Linked DNA regions of Homo sapiens: region 2 is linked to region 1. A link is a contact called in ENCODE Hi-C or POLR2A ChIA-PET data. All regions are on one chromosome and are shown on one strand. The core of a region is the stretch at or near the end of the contact, and the rest is flanking DNA. Distances in the headings are between cores, read along the strand shown.

Region 1 (5,392 bases), core at 684-3,183:
GATAGTAAGTGCTGCTCTTTCTTAACATTCTTTTTTCCTTTAAAATTTGTTTCAATCCATGAGGTAAAAAATAATGACGATATAGATAGACGAACAGTTCATGTTGTTTTTCCCTGCAGTCAAATAGACAAAAATTTCAACACAAACTTTTATTCCTGGTATTTGGCTTAAAAGTAAACGTCAGCTACGTCAAGAAGCTAATGGTGTTCTCTGCATATCTCACCAGTTACTGATTCTTCTACTTAATATAAAAATGCATTTCCAAAATCTTACCACTGGGGGGCAGCATCGTGCAAAGCTAGCCTTTAGTTTTTCCTTCCTGTGTCCAGTATAGAGTGCTCCTAATATCTATCACAGACTGGTGCTGTGCCATTAATGGAAGAAGAGCGAGCGTGCGTGCGTGCGTCCGTCCGTCCGTCTGTCTGTCTATCGGTCTATTTTCCCTTTGCCAAATTCTTTCCTCTTCCTTTTTTTCCCAGTTCTTTGTGAGTTAAAACTTCTGTTTTTGAAACTTCCAGGAGCTTAATTAATAAACATGAAAACCAAGTTGAAGCTGGCACAAAGCCCTTTTTTGCTCAACCACTTGGGCATGCTAGGGTAACTGTAGTTATTTACATTTGGCATCCAACTGACTCAAAGAGCAACACTGCTTTTTTCTTTCCCCCCTATGAGTACCGAAGCTATTAAATTAAACAGGTTAATGTGGCTACAGCATTTCGCCCCCTACTATCCCCCAGCTATAGTAAATCTGCCACCTGTTTATTTCCATAAAAATTCAATTACAGCACCACGAGTTATTCTTCTTATGTGAGCAATTAACTTTAGGCAGTTTCAGGCCACAGAGAAAGGCCAGGCTGGCCTGCTCCTTTCTTCTTCGCTCCCTTTAGCCGCAGGTCGTTCTTTCGCTAAGTGACTGTGCTCCTTCACACCAGTGAAAAAATGAAAAAGGAAAGAATAGACTAGACTGCTGGGCACTGTCACGCCAATGAAAAAGCAAAAAGCGAAAAACCGCAAACAATCTTCTGCCTCCCTATGCCCAAGCCTTAGAGGCCCGGGGAAGTTAGCAGCAAGCAGGCAGCCAGGACCACAGGGGCACACCGGTGTTGTTCAATAGCACACCAAAATGAAGAAGAAATTACTTGCAATGTGTTCATTTTCTTTCTTCTTTATATTTGTAAAAAATGTGACCAAGAAGGGAAAGGCTGGTAAAATGCCACAGCGTTCTGGCTAAAGCAACAACGCAATTGTGAAGAGAGAAAACTGCATTCATCCACATGTCCCAGCAAGAGCTATCACCAAAGGCATTGTGAAGCAGTTGAGCAGTTACATCTGCTCTCCTTTAACAGGAATGAGTCTTTAGTACCCGGTTGCAAATGTTGACTTTTACCTTTTCTTTAAATGTCTGCTACTCTTTGTCATATTTCTTCTCCTTCTCTCCAAATTCTACCAATAAAAGTAAAAATTACTGAATCGTACATCTAGTGATTTTCTGCATGACCTAATTGTCGAACAGGTATTGAGGTACTTGCTTTCCATCGATCCCTGTAATGCCATTGACACTGACTTATATTTCTAGTAAATGTATAAACATGGTTTTAAGAGTGGGTTAGACTCTGAAATAATCTTTGAGTAAATCTTACCCCAGGTTCAGGTTAAAACAAATACTTCTTCGTAAGTAGGTTGGTACCAGTTCCTATTGAGAGGTGACAGCTTGCTGGCAGCCCTCGCTGGCTCTGGGCGCCTCCTCGGCCTTGGCGCCCACTCTGGCCGCGCTTGAGGAACCCTTCAGCTCACCGCTGCACTGTGGGAGCCCCTTTCTGGGCTGGCCAAGGCCAGAGCCGGCTCCCTCAGCTTGCGGGGAGGTGAGGAGGGAGAGGAGCGGCGGCAACGGCGCGGCGGGAACCGAGGATGCGCGCGGCGCTTGCCAGACAGAATGAGTTCCGGGTGGGCGTGGGCTCCGCGCGGGCGGGAACCGGGGCTGCGCGCGTTGCTTGCCGGGCTGCGCGCGGTGCTTGCGGGGCTGCGCCCGGCGCTTGCAGGCCAGCACGAGTTCTAGGTGGGCGTGGGCTCGGCGGGCCTCGCACTCGGAGCAGCCGGCCGGCCAGCCCGCAAGCACCGGGCAGTGAGGGGCTTAGCAACTGGGCCAGCAGCTGCTGTGCTCTATTTCTCGCAGGGCCTTAGCTGCCTCCCTGCAGGGCAGGGCTCGGGACCTGCAGCCCACCATGCCTGAGTCTCCTCCCTGCTCTCCTCTCCCCGCTCCCCCGCCGTGGGTTCCTGCGCGGCCTGAGCCTCCCCAACGAGCGCCGCCCCCTGCTCCCGGCGCCCGGTCCTAACGACCACCCAAGGACTGAGGAGTGGGGGCAAACGGCGCGGGACTGGCAGGCAGCTCCACCTGCGGCCGGTGCGAGATCCACTGGGTGAAGCCAGCTGGGCTCCTGAATCTGGTGGGGACTTGGAGAACTTTTATGTCTAGCTAAGGGATTGTGAATGCACCACTCGGCACTCTGTATCTAGCTCAAGGTTTGTAAATGCACCAATCAGCACTCTGTGTCTAGCTCAGGGTTTGTAAATACACCAGTGGACACTCTGTATCTAGCTAATCTAGTGGGGACGTGGATAACCTTTGTGTCTAGCTCAGGGATTATAAATGCACCAATCAGCACCCTGTCAAAACGGACCAATCAGCTCTCTGTAAAACAGACCAATTGGCTCTCTGCAAAATGGACCAATCAGCAGGATGAATAAAAGCAGGCTGCCCCAGCCAGCAATGGCAACTGTACAGGGTCCCCTTCCACACTGTGGAAACTTTGTTCTTTCGCTCTTTGCAATAAATCTTGCTACTGCTCACTCTTTGGGTCTACACTGCCTTTATGAGCTGTAATACTCACCGTGAAGGTCTGCAGCTTCACTCCTGAAGCCAGCCAGACCACGAACCCACCGGGGAGTAACGAACAAGTCGAGAGTGTGCCTTAAGAGCTGTGACACTCACCGCAAAGGTCTGCAGCTTCACTCCTGAGCCAGCGAGCCCATGAACCCACCAGAAGGAAGAAACTCCGAACACATCCGAACATCAGAAGGAACAAACTCAGGACACACCGCCCTTAGGAACTTTTAACACTCACTGTGAGGGTCCGCAGCTTCATTCTTGAAGCCGGTGAGACCAAGAACCCACCAGTTCCGGACACACTATCGAAGTGTAGTTATTATCAATAAATTCAGAGAATAAGAAAAACATCAAAAGAGAAATAATTAGGGTATAAATAGATGATACAACCCAAGGGCACCTTGAACCCCTATCTAGGACAGGTGTATGGAGGGCTCAGATTACTCATCCAAATTGTCATGTGTCTGAGTTGATTCCTGAGCAACATTAGCTCAGGCAGTGTTGCTGGGCAGGCATGGATGTCAGATGTCGGCCATTCCTAAAATACTCCCAGGGGATTAAGTGAGTATATAAATATCTCCCTCCTGTGTTCCTGCATCTGAAGGTGCCCTACACCCGAGAGCATTAGTGTGCTGCTAGGATAAAAGAATGTAATAAAATGGACTTTGAAGGCACATGTCAAAGGAAAAAATACAGTCTAATTAAATTTAATCATCTTTTAAATGGTTACTCAAAAGAGAGACTCTGTTAGAAGTTCAAAAGGCCTATATAAATCCTCCCGAGGCAAGTCCATACCGAGAGCTCACATATGGCAGTTGGAAGAGTAAAGGAAAATTTAGAAAGTTTGTTTCATCTTGGTAGGGCTGATGGGACTTTAATGAAGACAGACCAGTATCACATGGCCCTGAGATCACATTCTCTGCTGTCAAATGGGTTCAAGTTCACAGTCTTGAAAATTGTCCTTTTCCTATATTCAAATGTTCTCATGAGCCCTTTTCTTTTCAGTTCAAAGTAGATGTTAAAATGAGTTTTAAGTGTTTATTCTTTATCCTAGATTTTGGGCAGATGCCTAATTTCCATAGCTTCCTTACCTCCTGAAGAGTTTCAGGCTTTTTGCTTCTGCCAAAATGTAGCAAACCTACAGCTTGGTACTTTGAAGTTTGAGTTAAAGCAAAACTAAATGGACCATGTTTATCTGATCAATTAAGGCATTGCCTACATCCTCAGTACTGATGTTTCTCATTTAAGCAGCGTTCTATACAATCCTCAGGAAATTAACAACAGAAATAGAGTTTGGGGAAAGGGGGGTCATTATACAAAGAAATGTAGGAAGAGTGTGGAAGAATTTGACTAGGCTCCAATACAAACTGCATAAACTGGTCTCCAGTGTAAACTGAAGAATGTCTTTGTAGAAGTGGGACTGTAGAAAAATATTTTTTAAAGTTCCAAAAATAGAAGTTTGATTTAAAACGCCTATTAGGTAAAGTGATCTACTAGATTTAATAGTCTTTAACATGATTGATGTTTTTAATTAAAAATACCTCATCTTTCTCTCAGGGATTAGCATGTGTACAATTCAGTTTAACTACAGTTCAACAGGGAGAATTCTATAAACAGTACCATGCTAAGCAGAGTATTCAATTTAAAAAAATAAAATGAGCATAAATTAAAATTCTTCTAGGAGTTTACAATTTCTTTTTCTTGAGACCAAACCGAACAACACCAATTGATTAGTATGAGAGTGAATGATAGGTAATTGAACCCTCTGGCTGTTCCCAGTCAACGTTCTGTTCTACTATTCCCAATAATAGCTGGAGATACACTTGTTTGGCTTCCATTCCAGCTAGCTCAGGACCTGTGTACACAGCCCTTTCTATAGAAAGACAGGAAATCCTCTTTTCTCAGAATTCCTACTAGATTCCTTAGTCCTTGTTTTGAGCGAATCACATCGTCCAACTGGCACCAACAGATTAACTTGAAACTTTGTAAAGAAAATGATGTGCTTTTTGATATCTGGCAGATTCTATGGAGATTGCCTTCCAAATTCAAAGATTTGTCTCCGAAATTGTGCCTTGGCAAGAAAACGAATGTACAATCTTCACACATAGGGTGTGTTTCACTTCAATTTTAATACTATAGAGGCAAAAAAACAGCTTTCTCCAAGTTCCAAGTTTTATGTCCATAGTCTCTTCAACTATAAATGGGAAAAAATAGCAAAGATAAAGCTATTAATCTGTCTGACCCATATTCCCCTAAAAAGTTGCTTTTTCTTTCTAATTTGGTTTTCTATATTTCTTTTATGATTTACTTCTATAATTATTTTTATGATTTTTCTGATTTATTTTATGCATCTGTTTCTTCCCCAAAGACATATGATGTCTGTCCAGTTATTTAAATTGCGATAACTTTTAAACTTGATTTATTAAATATATGGTGGAGATAATTGTAGAGATTTTGTGGAAGCCTGTACGAGAAAAAAGTTTTCCTGGGGAAAACTGTTTCAACATG
Region 2 (5,694 bases), core at 2,989-5,488, 780 kb before region 1:
ATGACAGTGTACGATGAGGCACACACTCATATTTAGACTCTAACATAAACAGAGCAGTGACTCTTAGGTGAGAGAAGTGTTTCTTCATTCTCAGAAATAGAATAATACAGGAAGCAGATGCATTATTCTAGGATATCAGTTTCTTTTTGATACTTCAAATGACTTCTCACCTGCAATGCCTCCCCCTCCCCTCCCCTCTCCCCTCACCCTCTCTCTCCCCTTCCCTTCCCTCCCCTCCCATCCCTTCCCTTCCTCTCCCATCCCCTCCTCCTTCTCCCCTTCTCTCCTCTCTCCTCCCTCCCCTCCTCTCTCCACTTCCCTCCCCTCCCCTCCTCTCTCCTCCCCTCTCCCCTCCCCTCTCCCCTCCTATTTCCCTTCCCCACTCCCCTCCTCTCTCCCCTCCCCTCCTGTTCCTTCCTCTTCCCTCCTTTCCCTTTTCCTTTGGGCAAGGAGATAGAGGTCATTTTCTTTCCCTTAAGATGAGATAAATCATGGTCTCTGGTCTTAAAACAGGGATGGTTCTGTCTTCTTGGGCTGCATCCCAATTCAGTGACGTGAAAACCACAGGTCAAGGGTGTACCATTTGCCTCTCAACAAGTGGGAGGCAATCGAGCCTCTGCCTTCTCCACAGCTGCTGAGGCCACAGACCCAGTGAGCAGGGATCCAGAACTGGACTCCAGCTCCTTTCCCAGCCAGACTCTGCGTTAGAACCCCTGCTGGCTGTCAGACTCATGAAGCAAATGGAATACAGTGTAGATCCTCTGGGTTTCCACATTTCAGCCACTTTTTCTTATGAGTTATTTGCTCTGGTCAGCATGTTGCAGGAAACACTTTTCAATGTGGTCTCCTGAAGTCCCCTTACTGGTCTGGGGGACCACACCACCCTACTCCCCAGGGAGGTTTTCTGGGTACTGACAAGACTTACAGCAGCATAGCTCTCTCCAATGATAAGAGTCTCACCAAAACTCACCAAAATTCTCTCTTCTCTCTGCCCTCTTTTCCTATCCTTATCCAAATGCAGATACCAAGAATTGTGGAAGGGATTGGGGGGTTATCTCTGTAAATCTGCATAAGGGAGGTCTGTCCCAATCACTTTTATATCATTAATTGTTTTGGGCTCATCAGTAGAAATGGAGGTGAAAGAGTCTCATTCTAATGTCCCGTTTTTTGAGGACTGAATGACATTCTATGAGTGAACACCAAATGGGACAAGATCTCTGTCAACTATCAAATTTTGTGCAAATGTCACTTCTTAGCATCGCCATTCTCTGCTAATATGATAATGGATTCTTATTACAACTACTGTCAAGAAGGATGGAAAAACCCTTTCCAGCTTGAAAACGTACTTTCTGGAAACAGTGCTGCAGATCCTGGGAGGATTAGTGAGTGGTCATCTGTAGTAGGAGAGCAGTTAATTTCGGATGCTGTGTCAGAGATTAGGGACAGTGGCAAATTGTGTGCTGTGATTGTGCAGTGGAACTAACCATGCTGTGGAGACGTTCCCTATGCAAGTTGTATGAGGGCAGATAATGACAGGCAAGTGACTGCAACCCGAGGCGGTTGTGTCTAAAGTCAAAGGGAAATTCAGTCAGCTTCACTTAATAGCTAAAGAATGAGAGGCCGAGGGTGGCATTCCAGGCAGAGGCCTTGGGAGTGCAACTGGAAAGGAGAAGGGGCTGCATGGGGCGGGCACGTGTGTGGTGGGTATATAGTGTGTGTGTGCACAGTGTGTGGAGTATACAGTGTGATGTGTGGTGTCGAGTGGTGTGTGTGTGGGGGGGTGTATAGTGTGGTCTGTGTGTGGTGTGTCGTGTATACTGTGGTGTGTGTGGTGTGTGTGTTGCATGGTGTGTGGTTTATGTGCATTGTGTGGAATATATTGTGTGTGGTGTGCATGTGGTGTATAGAGTATAGTACGGTATGTGTGGTGTGTTGGGGTGTGTGTGTGTGTGTGCATGTTGTGTGAAGTATAGTGTGGTGTGTGGTGTGTGTGTATGTGTGTGCATGGTGTATGGTGATACTGTGTCGGAGTGTGTGTGTGGTGTGTATGGTATATGGAGTATAGTGTGTATGCGGGTGTGGTGTATAGTGTGTGTGGTGTGTAGTGTATAGTGTGTGATGTGTGTGGTGTGTGGAATATAGTGTGGTGTGTGTGTGTTTGTGTACATGTTGTGTGATGTACAGTGTGTTGTGTGGAGGATAGATGGTGTGCAATGTAGTATGTGGGTATATGTGTGTGGTGTATGTATGCTGTGCTGTGTGTGTGGTGTGTATTGTGTGGTGTGTGTGTGGTGTATGCATGCTGTGCTGTGTGTGTGGTGTGTATTGTGTGGTGTGTGGTGCCTGTGTGCCTATAGAAGATGGAAAGGTGTCCTCAGAGATTAATTAGACGCTGACTTGGTCTGACAGAAAGTTGAGGGAGGGGAGGTCTTAAGAGTCAATGTGGAGGTTATACTTGATAAATAGTGAATGTTGAGTCAAATTGGGTTCCCTCAAATCAGGTTTTTCATCACAAAAACAGCACATGCATGCAGCAACACATGACGCATTCTAAAATGTGCATACATCAAAGGCAATGTGTCCCACCGCCGTCCTGCTCAGCTGCTCCAAACTTGTTCCCTTTGTTCCCATCCTGGCCCAGCGCAAGGCTCGATTTCACCCTGAAGTCACTCTCTAGTGCTTGTGTCTCACCTGATTAGGGCCAAGGTGGCAGCTCATGAGTGTCTGGTGTTGCTGGACTGGAGACTGGGAGTTTTCCACTGGAGGGTGGTTGGGAGGCAGGCACAGGGCTGTGCTGGGTAGACTTGGGGAAGCAGATCAGTGCCACTCCACAGGGGACACCACCGGGTGACAACAACCCTTGGTGATGGGTGGTCCTCACCTTGGGGCAAAGCGGCAACACCTCAGCCCCTCTCAGCTTGCTGCAGCTCCCTGGGGCCTGCTGGACTTTCTCTTCTGTGGGGGATCATAGCTGCTCCTTGTCACCCACTCCTGCCCCTGTAATATGCCTCCTCCATTTCTTCTCTATAGACATGGGGGTTCTACCTAAACCTCTGCTCTGTCAGTGTATGGCAGAATCTTCCTGCCCTAGATTTAGGGCAAAAACAAATTTTTTTTTCTTAAAAATTGAGTATTTGCAACATTTTTCTTGTTCTGTGGTCTGTGGTTCATGCCAGGGTAACTATAAAGGGGTCTGGTGAGACTAGATGGGGGAGAAACATAACGATTAATAATGTGAAAGATTCCAATATGTATAATTTAAGAGTGAAAGCCCATCATCATGTCATCCTTTAGAGAAAACCACTGCTTACATCTGCTGTGTATTCTTTCACATTATTCTAGGACTATAATGACGTGCACGAATAAGATATAATTATGACAGTATTATTTACAGAAATGGGATCTTCCTGAAAGTACTCTTCTGCATATTGCCTTTTCCACTCGACACATTCGGACATCCTTCCACACTGTCCGCTGTAAATCAACCTCAGAATCTTAGTGGGGAGGAGGAGGAGGATAGTATTTTGGGGAAGTTGCTCAGGCAATTCTGATAGTGAATCCTCCCTCACTCCCCAGGTGCTGCGGCGTGACCCCTCTGTGATTACAACCCCTGCTCTCGCTGCTCCATGCCCACAGGTGCTGTGCGTCAGTGCCACATCAGCATGCTCTTGATCACTTTCTTGACTTTAAAAGCGTCCTCTTCCCTCCCTCCCTCCCTTCCTTCCTTCCTTCCTTCCTTCCTTCCCTCTTTCCTTCCTTCCTCCTTCTCTTTATCATTTCAAAAAACCACTGAGTATAAAGGATACCATTAATGTGGAAAAAAAGAAACCACAGAAAGGCTTTTCTCTACCTTTTCTTTCCTGTAGATAGAACTGTAACTGAACTTTGAGCGCTCTGAGGAAGGAGACATACTCAGATGCCCACCAAGTAACCCAAGGTCGTGCAGTCTATAGAATGTGGCTTTTTGCCCCTTGGGAAAAAGCCCAGGAGGATCAGGGCTGTCTGGAAGGAGGCTCTGCATGGAGCCTCATGGCTGAGCAAGGAGTCCTTTAAAAGTAACATTCCTTCCTGTCACTGATATTAGGTTTTCTCACAAGGTGTATTTGTGCTTCTGCCTAACAGCATAGAAGGAAACAATGCAAACAGAACCAGAGCAGCCACTGAACTCCTGTGATGTTGTCACTAATCCGGTTGGTGTGGAGAGGAGCCAAGCTGCCAACCGCGTCCCCCACCCCCACATCGCCCTCACCGAGTGCTTGGGTTCCTGCCTCTATCAATCACAAGGCTTATATTCCGAGGCTGGAGGTGGTGCCTCTACTCAGCACTACCTCTGTTTTCACACAACCTCTATTCTAATCTTCATGGTCAGGGTCAACAACAGCATTTCAGCTTTTCCCCGAGACAAGGGAGATAGTTCAGCAAATATCTCTCTAACTTCAATATTCTGTCTCTGTCAGATCAATAAGGAACATTTTTTGACAAGTCTGATGTTCAGTCTTTAAGAGGAAGATAACCTTCCTGAGTGGAGAGAGGAAAGATTTCTGTGCCATGACATGATGACTCTTGACTTTCATCCTCAGCTTTGTGGAAAGTAGTGTTTTAGGGTAATGGGTGGTTGGTTGACTCCTTTTGCCTCTGTGACAGCTTCTTTCTACAAGGACTTTTTTCTTAAGCTCAAATACCAAGGCTAGTAACAAGCATTACAAACCATGACACCAGCAATCCTCAAGAGGAATAAGGAAAAACAAACAAAAAAACATAGCCAGCAAGTAAACGGCATTCTTTGATTTTCTTAGGAATAAGGGACACCGTTCTACTACGGTGTCTCAGGAGGAGTTACCCTGACACAATGGGTGAGATTTCCATTCAGTAGAAAGTTAATCTCACTGTTTTACAATCCTTTCTCTAGTGTTTTATTTTGGTGACTCTTCCTTTCCATTTTACCAATGAGAAATTTGAGGTACTGATAGGCTTGGTAAATATTACAGAGCAAGTGGAATTTGAAACCTTTGTTTTTTGCTTATTAAGAGAGGGTCTCTTTTTTTGGGTGGGGGAGAGGATCTCACTCTGTCACCCAGGCTGGAGTGCAGTGGTGCAATCTTGGCTCACCACAGCCTCTGCCTCCCGAGTTTGAGCAATTCTGCCTTGGCCTCCTGAGTAGCTGGGATTACAGGTGTGCACCACCATGCTCAGATAATTTTTGTATTTTTAGTGGAGATGGAGGTTTCACCACATTGCCCAGGCTGGTCTGGAACTTCTGAGCTCAAGTGATCCACCCGCCTTGGCCTCCCAAAGTGCTGGGATTACAGGCGTGAGCCACCTCGTCTAGCCCGGGTCTTTTAATCTCAATTTTCATATTCCTCCTGGGTTTGAGACCAGATGATATTGTAGATGCACATGAGAACTTCAGTTCAGAGGCAGGAACCTCACTGTGGTCTAAGAGTGCCACCTCACACTCAGTTTGGTCTGGTCCTACTTTAACCCGGGAGCTCCCTGTGCAAAGAACTCTGGTTTGAGGCCACTCTGGGTGAACCATTCTACTTCCTGCTGTCAAGGTGCTTGGGGTGCAAGACAACAAACCACTGGTCAGACAGAATCTGAACTGTGCACTTCCAGTGAAGTGGGATGGATCCAAGGTATTTTTTTCACCCCTAGGAGAAAGACCAGTGAGTTTGGTAGGGATCGCCTGTGGCT

The links. A loop is a pair of places that touch in the nucleus more often than their neighbours do. ChIA-PET counts read pairs that join two places held with the same protein, here RNA polymerase II (POLR2A). Pooled maps may share reads with other maps.
Region 2: a map with no recorded cell type shows a loop between it and region 1 (4-fold over the local background). The contact joins the enhancer-like site here to the promoter of SLC7A11-AS1 in region 1. A Hi-C loop is called at or near these places in 17 of 168 maps with a recorded cell type or tissue (Caco-2, GM12878, IMR-90 and 13 more), 8 of 37 single-sample maps with no recorded cell type and 26 of 50 pooled maps. POLR2A ChIA-PET finds 5 or more read pairs at or near these places in 1 of 52 experiments (H1).

The regions. Positions count from the first base shown.
Region 1 is chr4:138,085,555-138,090,946 of GRCh38, reverse strand. It overlaps SLC7A11-AS1 (SLC7A11 antisense RNA 1), which reads right to left and starts at 1,933. Exons shown (of 7, transcript NR_038380.1): 1 at 1,641-1,933; 2 at 1-113. It overlaps LINC00616 (long intergenic non-protein coding RNA 616), which reads left to right. Exons shown (of 11, transcript NR_037866.1): 7 at 1-4.
Region 2 is chr4:138,863,675-138,869,368 of GRCh38, reverse strand. All of the region lies in intron 2 of LOC105377448 (a long non-coding RNA gene), which reads left to right. Among named protein-coding and RNA genes, the nearest start is that of NOCT, 150 kb to the left of the region's middle. RefSeq lists an enhancer at 2,781-3,282. Within about 2 kb of position 4,238, at least 3 of the 41 ENCODE cell types and tissues checked have a DNase peak (open chromatin) inside an H3K27ac peak, as active enhancers do.